3 separate regions of the Homo sapiens genome follow, and all the other regions are linked to region 3. A link is a contact called in ENCODE Hi-C or POLR2A ChIA-PET data. All regions are on one chromosome and are shown on one strand. The core of a region is the stretch at or near the end of the contact, and the rest is flanking DNA. Distances in the headings are between cores, read along the strand shown. Region 1 has its middle 11 kb from the start of LASTR. Region 2 overlaps NET1 (neuroepithelial cell transforming 1). Region 3 has its middle 110 kb from the start of LINC00702.

What was found. A loop is a pair of places that touch in the nucleus more often than their neighbours do. ChIA-PET counts read pairs that join two places held with the same protein, here RNA polymerase II (POLR2A). Pooled maps may share reads with other maps.
Region 1: a loop to region 3 is called in a map with no recorded cell type, with 12 times the contacts of the local background. The contact joins two enhancer-like sites. A Hi-C loop is called at or near these places in 2 of 37 single-sample maps with no recorded cell type and 3 of 50 pooled maps.
Region 2: a loop to region 3 is called in a pooled map, with 8 times the contacts of the local background. The contact joins two enhancer-like sites. A Hi-C loop is called at or near these places in 2 of 37 single-sample maps with no recorded cell type and 2 of 50 pooled maps. POLR2A ChIA-PET finds 5 or more read pairs at or near these places in 2 of 52 experiments (A673 and activated B cell).

The regions. Positions count from the first base shown.
Region 1 is chr10:5,582,394-5,587,052 of GRCh38, forward strand. No RefSeq gene overlaps it. Among named protein-coding and RNA genes, the nearest start is that of LASTR, 11 kb to the right of the region's middle. RefSeq lists enhancers at 1,011-1,539, 2,146-3,345. Within about 2 kb of position 1,363, at least 7 of the 41 ENCODE cell types and tissues checked have a DNase peak (open chromatin) inside an H3K27ac peak, as active enhancers do.
Region 2 is chr10:5,441,633-5,446,038 of GRCh38, forward strand. The region is part of intron 3 of NET1 (neuroepithelial cell transforming 1); the gene reads left to right. Among named protein-coding and RNA genes, the nearest start is that of NET1, 31 kb to the left of the region's middle. RefSeq lists an enhancer at 622-791. Within about 2 kb of position 1,924, at least 3 of the 41 ENCODE cell types and tissues checked have a DNase peak (open chromatin) inside an H3K27ac peak, as active enhancers do.
Region 3 is chr10:4,129,662-4,134,291 of GRCh38, forward strand. No RefSeq gene overlaps it. Among named protein-coding and RNA genes, the nearest start is that of LINC00702, 110 kb to the right of the region's middle. Within about 2 kb of position 2,055, at least 8 of the 41 ENCODE cell types and tissues checked have a DNase peak (open chromatin) inside an H3K27ac peak, as active enhancers do.

The DNA of each region.
Region 1 (4,659 bases), core at 113-2,612, 1.5 Mb after region 3:
GGATAGCAGAGCTGTGAGGATCAGTTCCACCTTGCAGATGAAAGAGTACCCTGAGGCCCAGACAGAACCCAAGTGCTGAGCCCGAGAAGCGAAAATCAGCACTTGGGCTTTGTTCCCCAAACCTCTCCTAACATGAGCATCACCGGGGGCAATTTTTCTAAAGCAGATTCCCAGATAACTTCCCCAGAGTTTCTGATTCAGTAGGTCTGAGATGCGGCTCAGGAATCTGTGCTCTAAGCTGCCGAGTGATTCTTCCAATCAGGATATTCTGAGAAACATGAAGTTACTGCTTCCTTAAGGGATTAGGGAAAAACCTGCAGATTGGATGGGAATGAAACAGACCTCCTACCAGAAGTGAGGTAAAGGTCGAAGCCTGTGCTCAGGCAAGCGAGCTGCGTGAGTACCTAAAATGTGTAGGGGATTCCCTCTTCGATGAGTAAAACGGCCAGAGCTCGGCTCTTAGGAAGGTTAACTCCTGAAATGTTGGGTGGGGTCAGGGAGGGACGCCATGGAGAAAAGGGCTTGGCTATGACTCTCAAAGCCTTCAAAGGAAAATGCCCCCCTCTGGCTCCCCAGGATATGGCAGCACAAGACGTCCAGTGGGTAACTGGAAAGAAACCGTCCCAGGGCTCGTCACAAATCACTGCCCAACCAATGAATCACAGGTTATCTAGACAGGCTGAATTCACCACCTTTGCCCATTGGCCGCTTAGGTGCTGAGGCCGCAGGATCTGCCAGCACAGGACCATCAGTTCCCTCCCGTGCCTTATTTACATTTCATTTTATTATTTTTTTAAATTTTATTTTAGAGACATGGGGACTTGTGTCGCGCAGGCTGGAGTGCGGTGGCACAATCACAGCTCACTGCAGCCTCCACCTCCTGAGCTCAAGAGAGCCTCCCACCTCAGCCTCCTGAGTAGCTAGATTACAGGCACGTGTCACCACCCCTGGCTAATTTTCTTTTAATCTTTTGAGGCTGATGTTCTGGTACGTGGGAAAGGAGAGGGAAAGGGGCTGCAGAAGAGAATGAGAGAAAGGGAGGAAGGAATTGAAGACATTCAAGTGTGAGTGGGGAAATGCATAAAAGAGAAAAGGCTACGCAGGGCCAAGTGGACCCCTGAAAACACAGACACAGAGCAGGCACATGCTGGTGGTGCATGGCAGGGCGCTGTGCTGGGGGCTGTCCCGGCCTGGAGAGGGGCAGAGGGATTGCAGTTGACATGTCAACAATCGCTCCTGAATGGCAAGCCCGAGCCCTCCCCTCCACTCCTTCACTCCTGAAGTCCGGTCAAGAGGCTCCAGGCTCTTTTTTGTTACCTTTTTCCGCACCACTGGTTGCCCTGGCAACAGCCGCAGCTGGCCCGTCTCCCAAATCACAAGCTGTAATGAGAATCTCAGGCAGGTTTGTTCTGCTCTGCTGGCTCGCAGACAATAGGTGGAACGCTGGCCCACAGCTGTGGTTTCAGAACCTGTCCCCGAGGATGCCCCGCAAGTAAGGGGAGGGAACAGGGTCTGGGAGGAAAGGTGAGAAAGGGCTCAGCTAAGAGAGAAGGCAGCGGAGGAAACAGGAATGTCCTGGAACTTCCCTACCACCACCTCTGGGACAAACCGGCTGGATGGGAGTGCACAGTGGATGGATCCATAGCTGAATACACAGCAGCACCTAAAGGAAGTGTCTGCCCAGCCCCCAGCCTGCGCCTGCGCCTCCACTGTTCTCACCCAGCGGCTTCAGTGAAAACACGCTGTCCAGATCCACAAATGACCCAAAGCTTCCAGGGAGAGCAAATGTGCTGCAGGCGACAGAGCTGGTATTCATAAAAGAGACCATATTCGATTGGAACAGTGGGCGGAAACTAATAATTTTGAGAAAGATATAGGAAAAGTTGGCTGAACAGAAATTGTCTCGAGAGGCCGGGCGCGGTAGCTCAGGCCTGTAATCCTAGCACTTTGGAAGGCTGAGGCAGGTGGATCACTTGAGGTTAGGAGTTTGAAACCAGCCTGACCGACATGGTAGAACCCCGTCTGTACTAAAAATACAAAAACAAATGGCCAGGCATGGTGGCGGGCACCTGTAATCCCAGCTACTTGGGAGGCTGAGGCAGGAGAATTGTTTGAACCCAGGAGGTGGAGGTTGCAGTGAGCCAAGATCACGCCACTTCACTCCAGCCAGAGCGAGACTCCGTCTCAAAAAAAAAAAAAGAAAAGAAAAAAGAAATTGTCTCGAGAGTCCAAATCACTCGCAAGCTCAGTGCACATCAACAGGGACGCAGCAGCTTAGAACACAGACGCAAGCGGGAGGCACGTGTGCCAGTGTGTCACTGCAGCCCATTCTTTGCCTGGTGGCTGAGCACCCCTCAGGTAAAGTGTATGGGGTCTTAGAAGTCAAGTTGGTGGATGCAGTTTGAATTCAGCTTCCAGTATTTAAAATGTTTGTAATTGTATAAATCAGAGGCTGTGTAATGTTGGGGTCAAAAGCAGGAATGCTGGAGCCAAACTAACTGGGTGTGAATCCCAGTGTTTATAAGCTGTGTATCCTTGAGGAAGTTACTTCACCTCTCTGAGTGTCAGTTGCCTCATCTATACAATGGAGGCAATAGCACTGCCTCCCTCCTAGGGTTTCAGTGAGAATTGAGTCAGTGACTCTAGGTAAAACACTCAGAAGAATGCCGGCACACCGAAAGTGCAAATTCTGGTTGCTAATGGTATTAGTGACTCAGCTGTTGCTTTCAAAAGGTTGATGAGTTGTTTTTGCCTGGAGGGCCCTGGACTCGGAATGCCTGGCCACCCTCAATACTCTCGAACCTAAACTCCTAGTCACCCTTGTATGGTCAGGCTGTGTCTGGCCACTCCCGACAGGAGGTGAGTAAGAGGGACCAATGACCCTCTCCCCAGAGCAGCCCGAGGCCACATGCACCAGCCCATGGTGCTCCTATGGCCCTTGGAGAGCCCCACTAAGGAAGGGCTGTCCCTCTGCTGGCTGGTCCGTGGGGACCCAGTATTCTGAGGACTCACAGCTGCTGAGGAAACACACTTCCACTACCAGCTTCACACCCAGCACGTGCGGGAGCCGTGGAAAGCCACCACCCTTGTCTCCCTTCCTTAGCTAGGAACCCTCTCTTCTTCTTCACTGGGTCTTGGGAAGACTGGAGAGGGCTTTACCCCCTGAGAATGGAACATTGTATAATCATCTACTTGTTCAGAGGAGAGAAATCCTACTCCAGCTCAATCTCTAGAAGAGATTTCTGTAGGCAGCCCAGCACTTCAGCTCAGACGCCATCGCACGCTGGGACCTTAGCCAAATCCTCTTGTTCTTAATTTCTCCCCATCAACACGAGAGTGTTGATTTCAGGGGAGCCTGGAAACTTCTCCATCCACCCAGACTTGTTGGAGAGGCGACTTGCACAGTGCTTTGCAGAAACACAGGTCTCTGTTTTCAGGAGTTGCTCTCGGGAAGGTGAAGCTGTGATCTTTGAAAGCTTTGTAAAGTTCCCTGCATTTCAGAATCACATTCTTTCCCATTTGCCTTTCCCACAAACCCAAAACAGATTTGGAGCAATGGAAACCATGCTTAGAAAAAAAAACCCTCATGATGGAAAACTGCCAAACCTCATCTTCAAAACTAAATGTGGTCTCATCCCAGTTGTCAAGGCCCAATTTTGTATTTTACTCTTGTATTATTTATTTTGCAAACACTGCAGGTGTGTGACGCCAGATGCTGTTCTAAGAGCTTTGCAAACAGTGACTCATTTCATCCTTATAACAACTCCATAAAGGAGACACTGTTGTTATCTTCATCCTCATTTTTGGAGGGGTAAACTGAGGCATGGTACATGACCCATAAGTAACTAGGGATTTAGACCAGGCAGCAAACTCCAGAGTCCATGGTCTTAACCCACAGTGCTGCCTTTCACTCTGCCATGCTTGCTTGCCTTTTCCATGTAGACTAGAATCTTCTAGAAAGCAGAGATAGTGTCTTCATAAAACATCTGTGAAAGGAAAATACATTTTGGGACCCTAAAATCGCTAATCCAAAGGGAAAAGTCAAGCTGGGAACTGCATCAGGCAAACCTGCCTCCTATTTTATTCGTAAATAAGATCACTACACAGACAAAAATTTACATACCTTGCTCACAATTTACCCACAAGGAAATTCCTCGTGGACAAAGAACAGATGGAACTCAAAGTCATCCCTCTGTTCATATGAGACCAGTGTATATGTGATGGTTTCCTCTGCTCTATTGTCTATGTAAAAACGCAGATTCACTGAGCCAGACTGAGGCATCAGTGATTGTTCCCCTACCCCTCTCTCACATGTAAATTGTGTATTCAGTGAAAGGCTAATTTGAGTTAATCAGAAACTCAAAAGAATGCAACTGTTTGTCTCTTATCTACCTATAACCTGGGAGCCCCCACTTTGAGTTGCCCCACCTTTCTGGACCAAACCAATGTACATCTCACACATATTGATTGATGTCTCATGTCTCCCTAAAATGTATAAAACCAAGCTGAGTCCCAAACACCTTGGGCACCTGTTGTCAGGACCTCCTGAGGCTGTGTCACGGGCATGTCCTTAACCTTGGCAAAATGAACTTTCGAAATGGATTGAGACCTGTCTCAGATACTTTTGGGTTCACACATCTTACAGTGAGTCCTGCAGGC
Region 2 (4,406 bases), core at 674-3,173, 1.3 Mb after region 3:
ACCAAACTTATTAGCCTATGAGACTATTTTATTTAAAGTGTGTCTAATAATACTTAATTGGTCTAAACTGATGTTTTTTCCCCAAACCAAATTCTTAGTACTAAACTTGGAGATTCAAATCACATATAACTTCATTACTAATTTCTTTCGTACTTATCCAGTTCAAATGTAACTCTTTTTGTTTTTAAGTTATTACTAGATATTTTGGAACTATGGTTTTTCAAAAGTTCCACTTTTCAATTAATACTTCCTTTTTAGTAAGATTTAAAATTTTATTTTTAACTAACCTATTTTTAGTGAGATACAGAGTATATGCTTGTAATCTTGAATTCTAGAGTTTTAAAATGGAATGTAGTTTTCTTATATTTAGAAAAAGTTCTTAAAATATTTCTTGTGAATTGTGGAATCTTTTTCATATACTTGTATCATTTTAAAATATATGTTTAATTTAGTAATATAAGACATGAAGGCTGTACAAAGACTGAAAATACAGATTTTACTGGTCATATTTTTCCACAAATTAAGAGATTGTTTATGTAGTCATCTATGTAATGTCGTTACAAATATAATTACAAAGTTGAAAAACAGGTTGACAATTGCATTTCACAATATCTCGTGTAGAGGGCAGCAGAGAGCTTAGATTTTGTTTTCTCTTTGCCTGTAGTATGGCTTCCCTAGTCTAATTTCCAATTGCTTGTTATTGTTCCAGGTAAAAGTAGATAATAATGCCTAGACCAAAAAAAGTAATGATTATTCCTAAGCTCTAATTTATTTCTAAATTCCAAGCAGTTTTTCACTTGAAAGGGGAGAACAAGTAACCTAACACTCCTTTTCTATACATAAGAGAAACATCTTTCTCTTTACCTTTACATAACTCAGTTACGTTTATAAATTCTAGATGTTCTATAGAAAGAAAAGACGCTAACCAATCTGTGCCTCAGTTACGCCGTTTGTAGAAAGTTATACAAATAGTTGCTGTTGGCCAGGCAGGGTGGCTCATACCTGTAATTCCAGCACTTTGGGAGGCCAAGGCAGGCAGATCACTTGAGACCAGGAATTCGAGACCAGCCTGGCCAACATGGTAAAACCCCATCTCTACTAACATTACAAAAATTAGCCAGGCGTGATGGCACACTCGGGAGGCTGAGGCATGAGAATCACTTGAATCCAGGAGGCAGAGGTTGCAGTGAGCTGAGATTGTGCCATGGCACTCCAGCCTGGACAACAGAGCAAGACCCTGTCTTTAAAAAAAAAAAAAAAGAAAGAAAGAAAAAAACTCTTCTAAACTTACACAACTGGAACTATTTTATTATCTTTTTACCTACCCCATGTCTTGTTATAAAAAGGCTATAAGGCAGCTAATCTCTCAACCGTTTTTATGGTTTCCTCCTCTATAAAAGTATTGGCAATTTAGTGAATACTGCTAGCCTGGGACTCAGGAGACTTTGGTTTTAAACTTAGGTCTACTGTTAACTTAGGTCACTAACATATACTGAGCACCTAGTGTGTCTCAGAACATGTGCTAAAGGTTTTATATGGGTTATCTTCATCTGGACAGTGTCACAACAGCTGAGCAGAACAGAGTCATCAGGTCTGTTAAGCCACTGATTAACAAGGTACCTTTGGACAAGTTTCTTAAACTTGGTCAGTCCTAGTTTCCTCCTTCTCTAAAATTGAGATAATAAGTACTTCATAGAGTTGATTAAGATAACATGTATAAAGCTCTAGCACAAAGTAATTGAGATAATAAGTACTTCATAGAGTTGATTAAATAACATATAGAACTCTAGCACAAAGTAAGACCTTAAATTTTTCTTCTATTTTTCACCACCACCCATTAAGTTTCCTTATGAGAAAACTGAAGAGGATGGGTGAATGATCTCAGAGGGCCTGTTTAGTCCTCTGGTTTTATGCAGCATTGTGACAAGACTCAAGATTCTTGAGTCCAGTTGAACTTCCGCATGTTCATCATTCCTTTTTTAGATGCTGTCTACATTTAGACCCCAAACCTGCACATTCAAAATGAAACTAAGATTTTAGTGTTGGTGAGCTGGGGCTTTTGTGAACATGGCTGTCATCAGTATACCCTATTTGTTTTCTATTTCTGTATTTACATATAAAGACTTCTACCTTTACCTCTTGGGTCCCCAGCTGAAGGAGAGAATGAAAGATACCCCTTCTCATTATCTTGGCTCATTTCTGTTGGAACTAAGTGGAAAAACAGTTTCAAGAAAGACATCGGGTAAGAATCCCAGGAGAACTCCTAGCTGCTTCTTTCCTAACTCCCACTGCACATAATCCTTTATTCCCTTAGAAACTATGTGGCCGTAAAGTATTGGCCTTACTTACGCCATATTTTAACTGATGAAGCTAACTGAACCAGACTGCTGGGGTCTAGCCTAGGCTGTTCATATTAGCTCTGAGAATGTAGGTAGATCACTGTTCTTAAAATTAAGAGTAAAATTAGGAGTCCACAATCGCTCAGGTGCTTCTACTTTCATGCTATATGGAAATATCTTCTACAGTCATCCACTCTTAAGGCCAACCACATCACACATACTGCCCAGGACAGACTGGACAATAGAGTAGATGATGAAACAGAGCCAATCTCCATTACTTTAAAAAATAAACTCAAAGCAGAAAGATGAATTATTACCACATCTCGTGTATAAAACACACATAGCTACAGAAGGGCAGTGGTGGTCCTTCCTGCAAGAAGTAGCAACTCTCCTGCAAACCTTAGGCAATTACTTTTTATAGATTATTTGTCTTTATAAATAGTCTGCACCCACTATTCTTCTGTATTCACTCTTCAGCCCCTGTAATTTGCCTCTGTCTTTACTCCACTGAAATAGCACACTTGAGATCCTCATTAAACTTGTAATCACTAAATCCGTGGCTTTTTTCATACCCTCCTTAACCTCTTTGCTGTAATTAACATTTTTTTCTTCCCTTGGCTTTTGCTTTGTTTCTTTCCTTCTAACTATTCCTTTTGCAGAATTTTCCTTCCCTTGGCTTTCCTCCAAAGTTAGATCCTTGGACCATGTTCTTTTTGTCCAAATTTTCTCTCCCAGTCATCTCATTCACTCCCATAGCTTCGATTTTTATCTCTGTATCTGACTCTCCAGTCTAAATCTAGCCTCCAGCCTCTTTCAGGTTTTTGTCCAACATTTCCAACTACCAGCAGAATATTTTCATTTGCATGTTCTTCCACCGCCTCACACTCAGTATATCTAAAATGTAACTTAGAATTTTCTTTCAAAGCTTGTTCCTTCTTATTTCTTGATTTGCACTAACAGTTACCCCTCCTATTTAAAGAATTGTAGGCGTCTGTGACTTCTTGCTTATATCCTTTTCCTTCTTCCCTACTGGTCCTACTTTAGGCAAAGTTCTTGTTGCCCGACTGTGATTTTTGCATGATGTTTTCAGTCATCTTTCAACCATCTTAAACACCAGTCACATATATCTTATTACAACATAGCTCTCATTATCTCTCTCACCTATTGAGTACATCCATCTGTTCCATCTTTACGCACAGCCCGTGATCTCAGTGTGGGCTCACTCCCTTGTCCTCCTTGAAATTTTCTCTTGTTCAAATCTATGAAAAATATTACATTCAAGGCCGCACAGACATAACATCTTAAACCTCTTCCTGGCATTGTTCCCAGCCGTGTCTTAGCTTAGAAAACTACCTGAAGTGGTTTCTCTTCCAGAACTCCTGTAGCACTTATTAGCTACACACCTTAGTTTTGAATTTGCAAAAGCTATCTTCTGTTATCTCTTCATGTGGCCTACCTTTACACAATGGTCTCTTTAGCAGATATGAAGCCTATTTTTTTTTATTACCCAAGTATCTAGAATAGTGACTTTTATATAATAGATTTATCTGATTCTATAAATCCTCAGACTAGAAATATTTTTCCAACATACTACCATCATATTATAGTAGTTTATAGTGTAAAATTTTACCATTCCAAATAGAATAACGAATTTTGTGTTTAAAAGGAAATCTGCTTCACAGCAGGCCTGCCAAGCCAACAAAAGTAGTGTTGTTCCATAGAGGAAAAGACTTAGGCTAGAAATTTGGAGACTGTCACTGGTCACTGTCATTATTGTCACTTCACCTCTGTTAGCCTCATTTCTTCACCTGTAAAATGCAAGACTTTTTAAGCAGTCTTTTGACCCTGTTCGAGCTATATCAAGATCAGTTAATTCAGTCTAGAGAAGGACCCTGTTATATTATACACTTATATATAATATATACACAATTACATACTATGTATACAATATAGAGAACAGAAATCACCTTTGTTATAAAATATCTAGTACACAGATAATCAAGTTTTTAAAAAGATCCAGAAAAAATATCTACCTCTAAGAAATACTGAATTTTGAAATCTGAAGTA
Region 3 (4,630 bases), core at 805-3,304:
ACCTCCATCCCCTTCACTCAAGGTGCACCTATCAATAGCTTGAAAAACACAAGTGTGGGATAGGCTGTTTTGGATCATAAAGTTCTGCTCAAAGGGTGAATCCATTAGCCACAAGTCACTGGAGCTACTGTCTGCAATGACAAATTTGTTTCCACTAATTGAGAAGCCAGTAAAGGCATCAACTACAGATGTAAAATTTTCTTCATGTACAAGAAGGGGGAAAAAACAGTAACTCCACTGTGGCACTACCACTTTGCACTTGCTATTTATGGGATGGTTTTCTTCACAAGGAAAAAAAAAAGTACAAGTGGGAGCATTGGCAACTGTTAATTACAATGAGATAATGATCATTCGATAAGGAAAGAAATGGATTATGAGTCAAAAAATAAATATTGTGGAATCTGCGTGTAACACAATGTTTATTTTGGCACTTTGACTCTCCCACTAAATGATCTACGGGCAAAATTCAGTTGCAGACCTGCGATCGGGGGCTCCATGCCCCTATGACTTGTGCTGTCTAGATGGTGAGAGACGCTGAGAAGCGACCGCAGGAATCCCATCCTAGAGTGGTGGCCTCCTCTAGAGTGGTGAGACCTGTGACTGACTTATTCTAACCAATGCAGCGGCAGGGATGGCAGGTCCTTGTCTTGATAGAACAGCTGCTTCTGTGGCAGGGATGTGGTACAGCTGCCACAATATCATCATGTCTGTGATATGAGAGATCGAAATAGACACCCCTATATCGACAAACATGGACCCTAAGCTAAAGGGAACGGAGTTACCTATGTCTCAAAGGTTCAGAGCCTGGCTGGTGTGGCAAATTTCCAAATTTACACAGGTACAAAACAAACCACACTCGCTAAGCTCCCTCACAATGGTTGCTATCAGACCCCTCAAAGCTCTGATTTGCAACCCAGACCACTACCATTCTGATAGCTTTACAAACATTCTTTTCTGATAAACAATGGCAGACTTGAAGGCAGCTTCAGCAGCTTATAGAGGCTGTGCACAAACTGTTTTTGTTTCCTGCAGTTCATCTGTTGACATAAAGGGCTAATCCCACCTCATTTTAATGCTGAAACCCTGCCCCAAAGTGAACACGGGATGTATGTTACATACACATTCACCCATTGCACATGCGTTCCACTCTCCTCTTAAATATGTATAGCTTTTCCCCCAAACTTGCAGACCATGTGTGAGTCTATTGTGTAATAAGACCCCATGAGGCATAAAACCAACCCCTTCCTTCCTTCCTCAAAGAGAGAGCACCTTTGCCTCATTCTACGTAGTTCCTGCTGGAGTCTCCTGTGGTTGTGGTTGGGTCGTCTAAATTACTACAAAGAGCAAAAAAGCTCTGACATAAAAATGGTCTCTTATTTTCTTAATCTTTGTGTTTCTCAGGTGCACTGTTGTGAAGAGACCTCAGCATACGTGTCCAGAGCAGTTAGTAAACATTTAGTGAAAATCCATAAAGAATTTGTAAATGCTCTCTCTATAAATCCCTACCTGGACTCTTTCATTTTTTCCCCCAGTTTCCAGTAAGAGTACAAAGTTATGATTTTTACACGAAGATTTGTTTTCATCCCCTATTACTGTACCTTATGACATCCTGGCAAATAATAACAATAAGAAATGGGAACGATAACAGTAATTCTACTTTTGAAACACCTTTTGTCTGTAAACATATATACACTTTCTGTAAGTGTCAAGGGATATATTTAATCATGATACTAATCCCCGAGAACTTTGTGTTTTGTCTCAAAATTCAAATAGACACAGGGCCCTTTGTTTGGACTTAGTTGGTTGCACAACGCTTCCAAAGTTAGCGTGTACTGTGAAGTCAACTGGGATTTTCAAGACATTTTTATGTACACTAAATATGTCTTAACATGATCTTAATGAAAGATGTAATAATTGACTGGCAGATGGAAGAGGCAGCAAGAAAATTGTAGTTTAGTAAAATAAAGTTTCACATTACTATATCAATATTAGGTTTTACACTAAAAGGAAAGCTAAATTTAGGAGCTTTATTACATACTAGCATTGACATGAGTCATTTCCTCTCCATTAAAGCAACCAAAACCCCAACTTCCTATCTTAGGCTATAATCTGCACCAGCCAGCAGATTTCAGATCTCAATTCTGCATGTTTGAGTTCCTCAAAAAAAAAAAAAAAAAAAAAAAAAAATCTCAGTTTAAGTTTGTACTTTCAGTGGAATTTTAAATAATTCCAAGAATGAGAATAGCTAACATCAAGCATCAGATATTAGTCAGAACAGTTTCACTTTGAGCAATAAAATTAGATCTCAGTTGAAATTTGCAGATACTGGGAAAGGAAAAGTGAAGTACTTACATCTTCACAAAATAAAATGACTTGTATCAAATTGAGCACACCCACTAACACAGACACTCACAGACACACACAGCGAGACAACACAGAGATACAGATGACACACACACACTCACAGACATATACAGCGAGACAACACAGAGATAGAGGACACACAGACACACTCGCAGACACACATGGAGATAGAGACAGAGGCACAGACACAGACATACACCAACACAGACACAAGCAGAAACACAGACACAGACACACACACACACACAAGGAGATGCACAGAGACACAGACACACACACACACACCAACACAGACACAAGCAGATGCAGAGACACAGACACACACACATAGACACACACCAACACAGACACACAGAGACACAGGCACATATACACACACCAACATAGACACAAGCAGATACAGAGACACACACACACACGCACAGACACCAACACAGATACAAGGAGATACACAGAGACACAGGCACACACACACACAGACACACCAACACAGGCACAAGCAGATACACAGAGACACAGGCATACACAGAGACACACCAACACAGACACATGCAGATTGTGTGAGACAGACACACGTGCACACAAACTTCACCAACACGCACACACCCAATAATGATAAATGCTTCTCCACTTCTGTGTTTTGGTGACACTAATAATCTTGTACTTTCTTTGACACAGTAGCCCATTTTCTGTTCAAAAGCAACAGAAAAATATGTCATCTAGTTTACTGTTTTTAGAATTGTAGGATATTTTTGTTTCAGCCTCAATAAAATTACTTCTAAGTCCTTCTAAGTTTTGAGTGTCTTCTAATTTCTTCATTCCTCTAATGAAAGGTCCGGTCATGTGTAGATATCACCCCTGTGGGGACCCCCTCACATTGCACCTGACCTTGGCTGTGCTGCTGTCTGCCTGTGGATGGAGTGGATTGACAACGGTGGCATTCACATGATGAGAAAAATGCTCCTGGGGCCGCGCTCCTGGCGAATGGCTTTGGAAATCAACAAAACACAGTCCCACTTTTGTCTGTGACCAGTCTTCATGGCATATCAGTTAGAGTGGTGTGCTAAATTTTGAGACCAGGTGGACAGAAGTGAGTTAAATGTTTTCAAGTGATCAATAAAGACAAATACCTTTATTGGGTACTCATCTCAAGCTCTAGGAATGGAAAAATACAAAGATGCGTAGTCCGTATTACTCCTTCAAGGAGTTTAATAATTAATTGAACATAAAATTCCTATATATGTGTATAAATACATATATTTTAATACCTACACAATGAAAACATCATTGTGTAGCAAGTAGTCCTGTAGGAAGGTTAAAACCTTGTTTTCATCCTTATCTTATTTTTCTCACCTCTCGTAATCCAAACTATTGAAGGACATTGTTGAAGCGAGTAACAAGGACTAAAGGACCAGAAGGTCACAAAAAAGAATGCATCACTGAAGAAATAAAAAACTAAATAAATGACTCAACTTTTTCTCACAAAGCTAGTCAATAAATTCAATGTTTTAAATGTGACCTGTGGACACCATTTAGACAGGTTTAGAAATATTGTATGTTGTTGAATCTGAGTCTGAATGGATTCAATGACCTTGTGAAGGAAACAATGACCCCTATTTTGTCTAGTGAAACATGTAGCATTTACAAGCAGAACCTACTCCAATTAAAATAGAACTAAAATTAAATTACTTAAGCATCCAGCATACTAAAAAAACTAAAATCATCATTTTACTCACAAGGTAGAATCAACCTAAGTTATTTATCTCTGTATCCAATCCTTAAATACTTCGTTAAACTTGCAAAATTTTAAAGTTGAATAAAATTCATCAACGTTTATCTGAGTGTGTTTCTGCTGTGTGCACATATAATTTAATATAATAAAATACTTATTGGATTTTGACATTAATTTTCATCTTAAATGAAAGCTGCTGCTATTTCTTAAATTAGGTAGACAACAGAGCAGTCTCTATTATAGTACAGTTAAAATCCTCCTCTGTGAGCCTATCTTCTGTCCTGGAATACACATTCATTCACTAAAGGTTAATGAGCACCTACTAGTCCACCAACTTGTGTTAAATCAATTTAAAAAAATTCCAGCCCTCATGGAGGATACTTTTTACATAATTAATTATAAATATAACATGTAAGTAAATTATATGGTATTCCAGAAAATGATAAGTGCTAAGAAAAAAATAGGGTAAGAGGTATCTTAAATGTTGGGTTTTGAGGGGTTGGGTTGGAATTTTGAGAAGAAAAAAAAACTGCT